2 separate regions of the Mus musculus genome follow, and region 2 is linked to region 1. The links are chromatin loops, found by intact Hi-C in ENCODE. Cell type or tissue: left cerebral cortex. All regions are shown on one strand.

The links. A loop is a pair of places that touch in the nucleus more often than their neighbours do. Peaks named below come from ENCODE experiments on the same cell type or tissue, not always from the same donor. Only the 100,000 strongest peaks of a DNase experiment are listed, where the experiment ranks them.
Region 2: it touches region 1 in a loop (2.4-fold over the local background); 2 of 42 quality-filtered maps call a loop at or near these places.

Annotation. Positions count from the first base shown.
Region 1 is chr8:10,532,826-10,540,825 of GRCm38, reverse strand. It overlaps Myo16 (myosin XVI), which reads right to left. Exons shown (of 35, transcript NM_001319151.1): 28 at 7,739-7,841. Among named protein-coding and RNA genes, the nearest start is that of Gm51561, 110 kb to the right of the region's middle. In left cerebral cortex, a CTCF peak has its summit at 4,445; DNase peaks (open chromatin) are centred at 5,044, 5,793, 6,944, 7,615 and 2 more places; H3K27ac peaks cover 1,900 bases.
Region 2 is chr8:10,447,685-10,455,684 of GRCm38, reverse strand. All of the region lies in intron 20 of Myo16 (myosin XVI), which reads right to left. Among named protein-coding and RNA genes, the nearest start is that of Gm51561, 21 kb to the right of the region's middle. In left cerebral cortex, no CTCF peak of the experiment used is centred here; DNase peaks (open chromatin) are centred at 4,108 and 6,943; H3K27ac peaks cover 769 bases.

The DNA.
Region 1 (8,000 bases):
ACCAAGCTAGTCACCAAGCCAGTCACCATGCCAGCATGGCACAAGAACCCTCATATCTGAGAGGTCAACTGTCAATGGCCTCTGGAGATGGAACACTGCTTTCCTTAAGGGTTCGGCCCTAAACACATAAGGATATGGTTATAGCAAGCTGAAATCAATGGACAAAAAGTTTGATTAGGGTGAGGTCTGGGAGAATTGGTGGTATCTGAGAGAGTCAGGGAGGAGAAATTTGTGTGAGTATGATCAAATATGTTTTATATGTATATATATGTATATATGTGTGTATGTACATATATATATATGTATATATATTTGAAATTCCTAAAATATTAATGTTATAGTAAACATTTTAAAATGACTTAAGGATTTAGTTTCTATGAATGAACTTTATTGCTTCTTGTAGTTTCTCAGTCTCTGTCTCTCTGTGTCTCTCCCTATCTTACAGATGTACAGAGAAAGAGAGACAGACAGACACACACACACTCTCAAACACACCCTCGACAGACAGACAGACAGACAGACAGACAGACAGACACACACACACACACACACACACACACACACACACACACACAGAATGATGTCCCATGCACAGGCAGTTGAGATGAAGGTGAAGTTCCCATTGCACTTCTTGTTTCAGTCTGCACGATATTGCAGAGGGACCTCAGGAGCATCCTGTCTCCAATTTATTTTCCAATCACTAGATGACACAGTGCCTCTGAGGTTGGACTCTAAAATCATTACTGCCTCTGGGAACAACATCCCGGGACCTATTTCCAAGGCTGCAGTGGATGTCCCTCTTCTTCCCTCCTTTCTTCCACCCAAACTGGCAGAAATCAGCAGAAAAACATTCCCTTCATGTCTGTTTGTTTGACAGTGTTCTGAGAGGGAACAAGGCCACGCCCAACCCGACTCCCTGTGGCTCTCAGTGCCTGTTCTGCAGTGCCTGGCATCCCAGAACACTCCAACAGATCTGCTTCTCCACCCTCCATCCCTCCAGATGGCAGAGAAATGAATATAGCATTCAAATAACAACACAGAAGAAAGCACCCTATAACCAGTTGATGCATATAAAATGTGTGAAAATCAGATTATACCGCTTATTTTGTCACTTAGAATTAGTTTCAGAGGTTTTCATTTTACAGAAATGAAAGAGCAAGGAAAACAAGATTATTCCTGGGGGGGGGGGGCTAATGTCTGCTGGTGGGGCATCTCCCAGAGGTGTATATCTATTTGGTTACATCAAATTTATCTCAAAGTAACACTGAATGAAAAGTGAACATATTGCAACAAATAAAATGCAATAATAAATAATTATATTTCAAATCATGGATGGTTCAATGTCTGGTTTAAAACTATGACCTAAGTCTATTTGCATTTACCTCTCACACAAATAAGCAATTCATGAACTCTGTTTAGTAAAGAAAAATACATCTTGTGAGAAGAAAACAAAGTTTGGAGACAGTCATGAAGATTCTACTCAAAGACTATTTCTACTAACTTCCATTCCTCTTAGCAAAGACACTGGTACTCACAGTCTGCCTTGCAAATAAGGGTGTGTCTCTGACTAGCTACACACACACACACACACACACACACACACACACACACACACACACATGCATGCATATATATACACACACAAATATTTAAGAGTTATTTTATGTGTGTATATGTGCCCTGAGTGTGTGTGTGTGTGTGTGTGTGTGTGTGTGTGTGTATGTATGTATGTATGTTTGGTACACCACACATGGGCAGTGCCCATGGAAACTTAAAGAGTGTGTCAGAGGCCCTGGAGCTGGAGTTATAGGAGCCTGTGTTCTGCCTGATGTAGGTGTTAGAAGATAAACCTGATTCTTCTGCAAGAGCAGCAAGTGCTCTTAGATATTGTGGCTCCATAGTTTATATATACATATATATACACACACATATATATACACACATGTATATATATAGTGTGTGTTTGTGTATGCGTATGTATATGTATTTGACTTTATTATTTATTTAATGTCCTTAGCATTTGCCTGCATATGAGTCTGGGTACCACTGGCTTGTCTGACTCCCACAGGGATGAGAGGAAGACACTGGATGCCTGAAAATGGAGTTAGAGACGTTCATGAGCTGCCCTGTGGGTGAGGGGACTTGAAACCAAATCCTCTGGAAAGCAGCAAGTGCTCTTAACCGATGAGCTGTCTCTCAGCCCCCAGTTCCTGGTGTTTTAAACATGATGTTCTGTGTTAAACATGAATAGGAAACCACCAACAAGAAGGTTTCCTCCCACTATGTCCTGATTTTCTTCCTCTTTCTTTGAAATAAAGCCACATTATGTAAGGGTAGTGATTCTGAGTATTCAGAGGACAGTACCGTGTGGGAATTTGCCAGAACCGGTATTTACCAGCTCAAGCTGTAAAAGAAAGCTGAGCTCATCTGTCGCAGTAAGAGGATGCATGTGTGAGAGTCACAATGGGAAGTACAGATGGGAAAGTCAGGACCCGTGAAGCCACCTATAGCTTTTACAGAGATTCTCAGCAAAATCTGGCCTTATTTGGAATATTTTATGCCTAACCTGCACATAGGCTACTTTATGCATTGTGTGGTCATTTTCCAGCACAGACTTGATGGATCAATATATTTCTTATAAGCATAGACATAGCAAAATCCCACTTGGCTCCCCTCTAAGACATAACAAGTACTAGTTTTCTGTTGTGACTCAATTTGACAATTCACAGTTGCATGTCTACATGAAGTACCCAGCGCGTATCAATGATAGTTTCTTATTCTCAGAACTGTGATCCTAGGTCCAATTGGAATGCTCAGGTAAAAGCTGAGTGCTACTGCATGGATGATGCTCTGGGCACAGAGGACGCCTTCAGAGCCAGCCTGCAACAGGAAGTGGTACTAGGTCTTCCCTCGTCTGCCCAGTGAACTAAAACACAGAAAGACACTGGCTGCAAGGGGTAGACTGCTCAATGATATAGGAATATGGAAGTACCTGAGATCAAAGCTCTATAATGAAGCACAATCTGTCCCTTTCAAGTTCTGAAGCCTGGACAAAATGACTTCGCAGGGCTGTCATGTAAAGCAGATATCAAGCCAAATGCAAGAAGAAGGTTGAGGCAGACTCTAGGTTGATTTCAGCGAAGGTGAGGTGAATAGGAACTAGATCCCCTGATTCAGGAAAGATGCTGATACAGCAGCCAATCTCTGGGGACCAGCATCCTCACTTCTACACTGTGGTTACTTTCTTCTTCTCCACAGAGAGGCTATTAGGCTAAAAGTCAATAAAATGGAGAAAGTGCTGAGTGGTCACCTCACAACACACAGACGAAGCGGACTGGCTATTCGCCCCAAACTCCCCATGTCCTGACAACCATCCAATGACATTGAACAAGCCATGTGTTTGTCCTCACCTAACTTCACACACCCCCTCACCCACTTCTATCCATCCTCACTCTATCTTCACCTTCTTCCTCCATTTCTCTCTCAATGGGGAAAAAAAAAACCCTAACAGCTCCCAAGATCTGACGCCTCTAATCAGGAGGAGGCTTGGGTGCTCATGTGCTTCTGTGAGAAAGCAGACACAGGAACCATGAAGCTGCCATCCCGCTCTGAAGACTTATGGTTGACTGTGCCAGGTCTGATCGATGTTAAGGACAAATGGCAAAAGCCACCGTATCACTTGAGTGACAGTAAAAACTCATAGGGGCTGGAGGGATGGCTCAGTGGTTCAGAGTGCCTGGTACTTTTATAGTGGACACAGAGGTGTGTCTCCCAGTGCTCACATCAGGTGACACTCAACTGCAGGTAGCTCTGACCTGACACGTCCTCCTGGCCTCTGCAGCTCAGTGGCATGTGCAATTAGGCACACATAATGCACATAAACTTTAAAATAAAAAGTGATATTATAGTAAAGAGAGTTGAATTCCTAGCTAACCCCTTGCATGGGTTCCTGGGATGTAAAAGTGACTCGACTCGTCTGCTCTCTAGTGCTCCTTGTAATGATGTGGGGAAATAAGCATTAATTTAACATTGACCAGTTAGTGTCCAATGCTGAATGTCACTGCTCTGTGCCTTCGCAGTGTGGGAGCCATGCTTCAGGTGCAGAAGTTGCCCATTGCTGTCCTGGCTCCTCTGTCATGCAGCCCCTTACTAAATGCTACTTAATTTCTGAACTGATTCACAGCCCAGAATAGAATCAATGGTGGAACCTCTTGTAGCAGCAGTACATTTTTCTTTCTTTCTTTCTTTCTTTCTTTCTTTCTTTCTTTCTTTCTTTCTTTCTTTCTGATTTATTTATTGTTATATGTAAATTCCCTGTAGCTATCTTCAGACACACCAGAAGAGGGCATCAGATCTCATTACAGATGGTTGTGAGCCACCATGTGGTTGCTGGGATTTGAACTCAGGACCTCTGGAAGAGCAGTCAGTGCTCTTAACCACTGAGCCATCTCTCCAGCCGGGTAGCAGTACATTTCCAACACAGGCTTTGCTTTTGGACCAGAAGGGTCTGATTACTCTATTAGGAATAACTCGGTTTCTAACACAAGTGATTTTCTGTTTAACCTAGAAATAAAATATAAATAAGCATGATGTCTGTGATTACAACTACTCATCTTGCAGCAGGAAGAATATAGATATAGATGTCTCCCCTTGAAAAGACTGAAGAAAATCTGTCTTCCATAACTAGAGAATGCAGAACTCATTAGCAGATGTACTTGGGGGGAAATCTCTCTCTCTCTCTTTCTCTCTCTCTCTCTCTCTCTCTCTCTCTCTCTCTCTCTCTCTCTCTCTCTCTCTTTCTCTCTCTCTCTGCCTTTCTCTCTGCCTCTCTCTCTGCCTATCTCTCTCTGCCTCTTTCTCTGTATTCATCTCTCTCTCTCTGACACACACACACACATCCTTAGTTCCCTCCCTCTTGTATTTTCAACTTTATTGTATGGAGAAAAAAAAAAAAGCTCAGGCTGGGCTAGTGAGGTGGCTCAGCAATAAAGAACACTTGCTGCTGTTGAAGAATTTCTGGGTTTGGGCTCCAGCACCCACATGGTGGCTCACAACCATCTGCAATCTTAGGCTCAGGAGATCCAGTGCCTGGTTCTTGTCTCTTGCCAGAACCAGACATGCACGTGATGCACATAGATGTAGGCACCCACAAATACACATGCAAGAAAAGTAATTTTTTTTAAGTAAGGAGAAAATATATTTGTGTGATGAGATGAAAATGCTTCCCTATTAAAATATATTTGATTTTCGTTTTTAAAAGTACCAATGTGTGTCTCAATTTAATACTCTCTTCCATTGCTATGCCAAGTAGCCCATCCTGGACACAGTCCTGGTAAGACTGATGCCAACCAGCGTACATCAATGTGCATCCCAGCTTCCTCCCATGATTGACACCAACCTATACACTGGGAATCCTGATTGGGTATTAGCACTGATAGTAGCTTCCCTGCTGGGAGAAGTGTTTCAGAGTCTCTCAGCGTCTGAACACACACACATACACACACACACACACACACACACACACACACACACACACACACACACACACCAGTGAACACTGGAGAGTATTCTTTACAGAAACATTACACGCCCTGAAACCTTTTACATCATGCTATGCTTAAACCACTACTCTACAATTACCTACTTAAAACTCCCAGCAATGATTAAGCGGAAATGACCTCAGCTCCCACAATCTTGCTAAACCATACTCTCTGTGGAGCTCACACTGATGTCTCAGGCTCCAGAGCGGGGAGCTGACATCACTCTGGGTTAGTAATTTCTTCCTTTTTAAATCCAGTCTCAGCACCGACGCGCAACCATGACAACCCAGCATGAGTAAGCGTCCTCCCTCAGACGGTGACTTAAAGTCCGACTTCCACCAAGATTAAATAAGAAGAAAAGGAAGGAGGAAAACAAAGGAGGCGCTTGAGTGGTTAGAGGGTGAAGTCGCGATTTCTGTGCTTGAGCTTGGGTTCTTGTGCTCTTGGTCATGGATGAGTATACCTGTGACACTTTCTCTGATGGGGACGTGAAGGTCATGCCGCTCTCATACACATTCTGATGTGTGCAGACATCTGCTCCCCCCTGCTTCTGAAATAGCATCTCCATGTTTACCCCATCAAGGACCCTGCACTTCTACTCAGAACAATAGACTTTAAACCTGAGGCCGTTTTGCAGTAATGCATGCCTCACAAAAGCTCGCCCTCTGTGTCACCTTTGACCTCCAATGAATCCAGGATTTCATTCTCCACTCAAATCCCCTTTTCCTAAAGACAGCCAATGATGCTCTCCTGATGTCACCTAAGGTGCCCTTCCATCTCTAGTGGGTGCCCCCATGTTAGTTTGCCTTAAGTTATTTCTTTCCTGTGCCAGCTCAGTGACTGCTGCCCCGGGCGCCTATGAGACACATCATGTGTAACACGGAACACGGGGAGAAGCTCTGAAACTCAAAACTTGGCCACTTGTTAAAGCTCAAAGGGGAGGTGAGGGGGTTGGGGGAGCAGAAGAAATGCCCAGAGATTCCACACTGTGTCTACTGAACGCAACCATCACAGTTCTCACAGGGAATAGCGCTGCGAACTCATGGAAGACCAATACAAAAACCTAAGTCATATATTTTCAGTTAATATTTGTATACTACCTCAATGTTTCATCTAAAACATGCCGCAGGTAAAAAAATTGACAAATACTACAGTAAGCTTTTTGTTCCGGTCACCCACCCAGTTTCAGGGTAGCAAGACCCAGCTGTCACCTCCAAGGTAGATGTGTGGCCTGGGATGATTGAGAAGAAGGTTCGGCTTCTAGAAGCCACCTAGGGTGACTGTGAGGCAGATGAGAGACAGAGCAAAGAGAAACTGGAGTGGGGTTCATGAGCAGCTCCCCCAGCCTGCAGGCCTGGCTCCAGTACGAACAGTTTGTTTCGCTCAAGACTGCTTCCTTACTCTGTGGGTTTTTTGAATTCTTCTCCTTTTATAGTTTGGATCTTATGTGCCTCCTAAATGCTCAAGAGCTGAAGGCTTGGGTCCTTGCCTGTGACTACTGAGAAGTGGTGGTCCATTAAAAGCTAAACCTAGAAAGAGGAAGCTGGGCCATTGGGGCTGTGCTTCACCCTTGAAGTAGGAGACACTGGGACCAAAGGGGTCTCCCTCTTATTTCTTCCTCTCCCTTCCTTTCCTCTCCTGTTCTTCCTGAGTGTCATGCAATGACTGGTTTGAGCTGTTGCCTCTATCTTCCCTTCTCTCCTCTTCCCCTCTCCTTTATCCACACAGTAATCTGACTGTCTTTATTCACACACATACATTGTGTGTGATGCTCAGTCTGCCAAAGCCCAAACACAACAGCTCTCATGGGCCATGACTATAGCTGTGAGCCACGGCAACCTTTCCTCTTCATCCTCCGTCTACCTCAGGTTCTTTGTCACGGAGCTGGAAAGGTGATCGATATGGGTACATCTTAGATGCTTTACAAAGTGTGAGTGAGCAGGCATGAATTGAGACAACTGACCAAGCTCAGTAGTTCTCTGTGTTGCTGTAAAAGTGGCTAGTCTCTTATGTTGCCTCCACGGTGCTAAAACCCACAAATCGCACAGAATGGCACGTTTCCAGTGAGCGCAGAGAGTGCTGGGCCTTGCCAAACATATCAAGGGGGTTTGTTTTTGCCAGGAAGGCTGGTGGCTACCACCGTGAGTCATACCTTTAAAACCCCAGCCATCTATTTTCATAGTCCGTAGGCCACTAACCTGCCAACCTTGCAGTTTACACCGCTGGAGAACAAGTCGACACCTCTCCTCAGCAGCCTGACCCTTCGTCTCGCCCAGAAGAACAGAAGCCAGTGGCTCGTATCTGTTGGGGAACAAGCACAAGAATAAATGACCATTCAGCAGATGATAAGATTTAACAGGGCCAGCTGGTCACACCACTTCTCAGATTCTTTCATTTTACCAGAAAATCCTTAAATATCTCATAGACTAGGTGCATACCAGCCAAGTGTAAATAACCCTT
Region 2 (8,000 bases), 85 kb after region 1:
CTCAAAGTCAGAAGATTGATGTCATGGCAAGATCATGTCATTCATATATATACATACACACACACACACGTGTGTGTGTATACATGCATATATATATTTTCCACAATCCATCTGCTAAAGACAGTGCTCTGCCCAGGGAGTGGCACTATTAGAAGGTGTGGCCCTGTTGGAGTAGATGTGGCCTTGTTGGAGTAGGTGTGTCACTGTGAGTGTGGGCTTTAAGACCCTCATCCTAGCTCCCTGGAAGCCCTTGTGCTAGCTGACTGGAAGTTAGTATTCTGCTAGCAGCCTTCACATGAGGATGTTGAACTCTCAGCTCTGCCTGCGCCATGCCTGCCTGGACACTGCCATGCTCCCACCTTGATGATAATAGACTGAACCTCTGAACCTCTAAGCCAGCCCCAATTAAATGTTGTCCTTATTAAAGAGTTGCCTTGGTCATGGTATCTGTTCACAGCAGTAAAACCCTAACTAAGACGGAGAGTAATTCAGAATTTACCTCTTGTGGCCTGAAGTCTAAGATTCCATTTTCAGAGACAGAGAAGTCTGGAACATTTTCTCATGAGGATTCCATAGAGCTACTGGCTCAGCTTAGAGGAAAGGGTCCAGAGTGCCACTGGTCCTTCAGTGAATTCTCAGAATGCCTAGGTTTTCACGGAGTGAAACCTTTCCTAGGATCATTAGTTTTATTTTACCTCTCTGGGTCATATCAGTATGATAAGATTGCTTGCTACAGGATACTGCTCTTTCCTTTATTACAGAGAGCAGACACTGAGAAGGACTTTGTAAACAGAGGGTAGGTTCCTGTAAAGGCTCCCATGTGCCCTCTAGGCTGGTCACACAGGGACAGTGAAAGGTGTCTGCATCTTCTAGCAATTCCTGGAAGACTTACAGAGTGAGAGCCTGAGAGAAGTCACTGCCAACATGAGGACCTGGGGTGGCTTCGTGTCTACAGAGTCCCTCAGGAAGCTTTGCATCTCACGACTCTACGTTTCCTCGGGCACATCTCAGGCGCTGTCCCAGAGCCTGGTGCTCACTGTCTTGAGCATAGCTCCTTAATGCACTGTGTCTGGAGCCCCGAGAGCAAGAGAGGCTCTCTGTTGAAGACAGGATGAACCTGTTTTATGAGCACAGTGGATGCTCTGGGAGACAGAGACCTCATGATGACATTCCCCCAGGGGACCGAATGAGCAGTTCAGTTGGGGGCTGAGTCTGTGGGGAGAGGGGCAGAAATGGTTGAAATGTGCCTTAATACAGGCAGGCTGTTCTGCACTTCCAACTTGTTTCATAATCCCCGGGAGCCCCGGGAGCTCAGCCCCTTCCAACTTCAGCTGTTCCAGGGAGGAGGCCACCTGAGTTCTAAGTGCTGTGTGGGTGAGTGGGCGAGTTTTCTTTTCTTCAAACTTAGTGTAGCGGAACATCCAAACTCACAAATCACAAAAGCAAGCAGAAAGCTCCGAAGGCTGAGCCTCTGTGTACCTCAAAGGAAATAGCAAGCATTAGCTTCAAGAGCCGAGGAAGTCGAGATTCATAAGTAAAGGCATTTCGCTCAGGATCCCCTTCATGTTAAGCTCAGAACAGGAGTCCAGGTCTCTGCTTGTTAGCCCTTGAGAAATGAAAACCCAGCTAGCAGACTCAAGTGCTGTACTCACAAATCAACAGCCCCGTCCTTAAATGCATTCCTGTGTTCAAACCAGGCTGTCTACGTTTTCCCAACACATTAGCCAGGGCTTCTGTCAGGGTGTCCAGGTTTTGTTATTGTTTTTCTTCTTACTATTACTATCCATTTCTGACAGTTTGTTTTTATTTTTTTTTTTAATGTTTTGTTTTTGTCCCTTCCTGATAATTACATTCTAACTCAAGCCCTCCTTTTGCATTTTACTACATTAAAAAAAAAAAAAGTTACTGCGTATATGTGAAGTACATAGTGTGGTCATAGATTCATGTGCGGGTGTGTGCACTGTGTGTGTGCATGCATGTGTGTGTGTGTGCATGCGTGTGTGCGTGTGCGCACGCGCGCGCATGCTTGTGTGCGTGTGTGTCACTGGTGTCGTGCTAGAGCCCCACTCCATCTCTCCATGGCAAGAACAGTGGTCACATTTAGCGTCTGCATCCCTGCGTGCCTCTCTGCTAGACTTGCACCTTTGATCAGCATTTTCCTGCCCCACACCCTGAGGCTTGAGCTTTACTGTGTGTTTTTAAAGAAAGCTCCTGGGTATCTTTACAGTTTAATGTAAGTATCGAAAACAGAGGTCTTTATCACCTGGAGGAGGTTTTAGATGGCGAGGCTCTGTAAGATGATGGATCAAAGTGCTGAGGGAGCATCCAAGCCACACTTGGAGGCACAGGTGCAGGGAAGAATAAGAATGGGGCCGGGGGACCGCAATGCAGCAGAGCGAGCGAGCGAGCAAGCGAGCAAGTGGCTTTCAGCCAGGCTGCCTGTCACTCACTAGCTGGTCTGCCAGTTCACTGAATGTGTTCACAGATGCACCCAAGCCCCCAGTTTAGCAAGAGCTGCAGACACCTGCATACCCAGATGTAAAGAATCAGAGGGCCGACTTGACCTCAGGCATGGCTCACATTTGGAAAAACTTTACTGTAATCCTAATTTCACTGAGCGTAAAGAAATTACTGACATAAAAAGAATCGACTCTAAACCTTTCCAACTTTAAAACAAACCTCTCCCTCACCAGACCCTGTTGTTTTATCTTTAAAATTGTCTTTTTCAATGTTTTTCTTGAATGTGTGCCTGTATGCTACATGGGGATCTTGTGCCAAGAGGGGCCAGAAGAGAGCCTTGGCTTCCCTGGAACTGAAGTTACAGATAGTTGTGGGTCACCACATAGGTGATAGGAATCAAATCTGAATCTTTTGGAAGACTAGCTAGTGCTCATGGCAGCTGACCCTGCCCCCTCTGCCCCCCCCCAACCCCCCCAATCCTTCTCATGCTCTTCCTTAGAAGAAGCACATCAGAAAAATGCATGGTTTGGAACAAGATCTATCAGGGGTCACATCCCAAATCCTTCTCTTTGTTGCTGTGAAATCCCACCATTTACAAAAGCCTATGTCTACATTTATGTAAAAACAGAAAAGAATAATACTGATCCAATGCCCCATGCCAGTGTACAGAATGACAGTCTAGTTCCTAACATAACTTAACATCATGTTTAATATATGATAACCACAGCCAGTGCCCCCTCACCATGGATCCAGCTGCATACCCGAAGAAGCCAGGCTTAGATTGGTGTGTCTCCAGGGAAGTGGGAAAACCTCCTACTGTGATTCCAACCCGCTCTAGCAGGTTTCCCTTACTGGATACAGTCTCCTCAGTCAAGAAACATTTATGAAGCAAAAGCACTTAACTAGTTACTGACATAGCCTGTGTGGACCTCCCGACACTGGGGCTCAGCACAGAGCATAACATGGCTTTTTGTTCAGAGACAGGATCTCTAAGGGCCAGGGTGCCGACTGTATTCCCCGTTTTTATCCCTCTGGGGTATTGTTTATTCTGACATAATTTCCATTATGCCCCACTGACAGGCATGGGGAGTTAAGGAACAGATTCCATTAACTTCTCTGAGCAGGGCAGGTCACAGGCGCTGGGAGGTGGTTGAACAAAGATGAGAGGAGCTTCCAGAGTTCTGTCCTTAAAAAAAGATGTGTGCTGACTTCCCCATTCAAGAAGAGCCAGGAAGAAGGATGGAGAATGTTTATCTGCCATAAAAATCATCTAGTCACTCAGAGGTTTTATTTAAACAATCTGGTTTTAGACGGTATTTTCAAAGACTAGATGCCGTCATTGACAAGAAAGCTCATGACACTTGATGTTACAACAGTCACATCTCTACAGATCAGTTGAATCTCCTGAAAACACTGAGTCAGGACCAAAGCAGACAGGCCTCCATTACTTATACCGGTCACATCATTCTTGAAGACGATTCACAAGTGTTATGACTAATATTTAAATTCAGCTATGACTTTGTCCAAGGTGTTTGGCGATTTTTATAGGACATTGCATTTTTACCACTATTTTCCATGTGGTTCTGACAAATCTCATTTGGGTTTTAGAATGTACCAGGGGAATTTGGTACCAGAGGAAAAACCTTTGCACTCCTCCTGCTCATCCTATTTGGAACTAAAAATGCCCACACAGGACCATGAAATGCAACTACAGAGGAAGATGGCCAGCTCTTCAAGAAATCACCGTACGTGTCGGTGGGAGAGGAGTGGCTGGAGCCAGAGGCTTGTTTAGAGAACAGGTTTTGCTTCAGATATTTGCTAGATTACAGAGTTTGGGTTGTCATGGTAATCAGCAGAATGATTTAAACAAGTCTACCCAGAAATAGAAGTCACTTGTACTGTATTCATAAGAATCAGAGAAATCTCTTTATTTAATGAAAAGAAAATTCTCAATTTGAATGAAGAGAAACATGGTGTGTCAGATTCACTTCTCTGACAAACTGCTTGTTATTACATCTCTTAAATGGCAGAAAGACAAAATATTTAGAACTAAAACACATAGAAAACTTATGGAATGAACCCGGAGGTACTTAGAGGGTAGTTTATAGGCCCAGAGAAAAGAAAATCATTTAAAAACGCCAAACAAACATTCAGTTTGTAAGCTCAGGGAACAAAAGAAAAATTCTCAAAATGAGCAAAAATAAGAACACAGTAAACTAAAAAACAGCAAAAAGAACGTGAGACTTGACAATCAAACAACAACAACAAAAAAAAATGCTTTTTTAGAAACAATTCTTACAGGCTAATTTTGAGCTAGACCAAGACACAAACTATGTGAAGTGCAAATTTCCACCTCAGTTACGAACTTACTAAAGACCATAAAGGCACACCTGTAACCGATGACACAGAGTAAGTGTAAGGCCTTGAAATGGGTAGGCTTGTGGGAATCATACATGACTCAAAAAATAAATAAAACTACGCAGTCACATTCAATCTGTTCCCTAACTGTTGGACGGCATTAGGAACACTGGAGAGAGGACTAAAACACAGACTGCCGCTCATACTCATTAGTATGAATCTAACAGCCAAGAGATCTACCAAAAGCAAGAACTAGAATCCCATTTCACCCATGAAAACAAAAACCAGCTAAACCAAACAGCAGGGATGGAGCCCTTGCTGAGAGAATGAGTCAAGGAAAGAAATAAAACAGCCAAACAGAGAGCTGAGAGGTTGAGAGCACTGTCTGCTATTGTAGAGGGCTGGCTTTGGATCACAGCACCTGCATGGGCTCACAACCATTTGTCACTACAGCTCCATGGGATCTGATGGCTCCTTTGCAGTCGGTGGCCATCAGGCACTCATGTGGCACACACACATACATGTGGCACACATACACACATGTGATGAACATACATACACATGGTGCACATACATACATGTGGTACATACACATACATACATGTAATATACATTTATATACATATGGTAAACATACATATGTGTGGTTCACATACACACAAAGAGTCAAACACATATTGAACACTAAAACATTTAAAGCAACTAAAATATTGTAAAGAAAAAATGGACTTAGTGAGTTATATGTGTGCATTTGTGCATGCCTGTGTGTGTGTGTGTGTGTGTGTAACAATAGTAATTAAAGGAGAAGTCATGAATTTGAGAGAGAAAGCAGGGAAAACAGCAGGAGTTGTGTGAGAAGAGTTGGAATTGACATAAATATAGAACGCCTATGTCTTTGCATGTGTGGTTGTGCATGCCTTAACCCTAGCATTAGAGGCAGAGGCAGGTGGATCCCTGTAAATATGAGGCCAGTCTGAATCACTTATTGAGGTCCAGGCCAGCTAGGGCTATGGGATCCTGTCTTAAAAGGAAAACAAAACAAACAAAAAACAAAGTCTCATATTAAAAGTTAAATATTAATTAAAAATAGACACACTGAAGCAAGGAATGAGATGGTTGTCATAATCCCACTAGACTTTAATAAGCTTACATGAAACATAAGAGCTCCTCAGGACAGATAACTGTGGGAACGTTACGTAAACACGTTGCATAAGGGCAAGTCTCAGCCATACTGCCATCATTTTGGAAACAAGACAAGAAAGATGTACCATCAGACACGCCCAACTATTTGGAAGTGCTGGTCAGTGCAATAAAGCATCGAGAGAAGCAGGGGGCACAGAGGGAGCAAGCACTCTCTGACTGTTAGATAACCCTAAGCTATTCCAGCAAACCCCCTCATCAGAACTGATAAGAAAAGCCTAGGTGGGATTTAGGATTTCTGCAGAGAAGATCACCCTGGAAAGTTCCCTGTTCAGCATCTCAGTCACTGAGACAGAGCAGAACCGAGTTCATGGTGGTGACATCGAGTGGAGCGAAACGTCCAGAAAAAGAAAACCAGGGAGCGAGGGACACTCAGTGAGCTGAGGAGAAAGCAGCGGGCATTGCTGACTGTGTGAAAGAGCCCGGACAAATGCTGCAATGCCGAAGCTTGCCCCAGAGGGACAGGCTCCCCCACAGTCATTTGTGGATGTGCTCTGGCTGGTATCCTAAAAGAACGTCTCATGAAAATCAAAATTAATACAGGATGTACGGAAGAATAAAGATCACCAAAACACTGGAAACCACTAAAAAGAACCAACTTGTTAAACAGTGTTATTTGTGTGATTTCAGTCAGGTTGAGACCCAGGGCGACTGAGCAAGGATACTAATAAATAGAGCAGGGATCCCCGAGTGCTCGAATCAAATAGAAAATTGTTCCAGACCCTCTATACAAAATAATACTTACAAAGTGCTGAAAATCTCAGTTTTAGGGAAAATGTAAAACACCCTTGTACCAAGAGAGGACAAGCTACGATACGTCTGAAATAAGACTAAAACATGCCTTACATCTGCGACACTCTCGGGGCCGCAGTGTACAGCTGTCACTTGCGCTTGCTGGAAATGCAGAGTCATGCTCTGACTGCAGTCATGCCACGAAGGCCCCGCCCAGTGGGATCCTGAGCGGGCACCGAAGCTGCACACAAGGATGCAGCTGGCAATGGGGAGAAACGTGGAAAGAGACTTAGCAGTCGTCTGCAGGTGAGGTTTCCACATCCATGGGAATTATTCAACAAGTAGAAGCAGCAGCGAGACTACTCTTGATGGGCTACCGTGGTTAAGTATCAAAGCCAACATGAAGTTTAAAAACACAGGGCAGAAAATACACTTCGGGCTGGTGCTTGTGTGCTCCTCTTCTGTGCCTGTTCCTATGCAGCTTTTATGGAAGAAACAGTTGAGGAGCCAAAGGGATGCTGGGAAGGCCTGAGTCAGTTCTACTTTGCTAGGAAACAAAAAGGACCTATGCTTTCAGCTCTAAGTGTCTGTCCCTTCAGTCCCATTAAAAATGCAACACCAAGTGTTACTCATGCTAACTTGCGGCTGCAGGTGGACATATGCATCCATGTTACTTTCTTTGGATTTTTCAATCTTTCCTAGCAAAGGATAAAAGCTGGCCATTGAGAAGGGAGGTGTACCAAAAGCTATTCATTTTAGTAATGATATTACTCATTAGATGGAGAAAGAAATGCTGAGGGAGACTACCTCCATCTCCCAGCAAAGGCACCACCACCATTTTATTATCTTTTATGAGGCATTTAAAAATTAATAACATAAATCCATTTATTAAGAATTAAGTACTTTCAGAAGGATTAACAAAGAATGTATAAACCGTCTCTCTAAAACTCGTGCTTGCTTCTGGATTTTTACTGTGTATTTCCTGCAGTCTTTCATCTGCCTCACGCTTTTCTGGGGGTAACTTTAGAAGCTGGGACTCTTAGAGTTTAAAGTTTCATTGTCAACTCTCAGGGAAGCGTTAGGAGGAGAGCGGTCAGCGTTTATTGTAAAATGATGATCCCACCTCATTCTTAGACACATAGGCTCTCTACAATTTACAGTTTCCTGTTTCTGTATTTATTAACGAAATCTAGATAGTGTTTCCTTTAACTATAACACATATCAAATGCCAACTGTAGTGGAATGAAAGT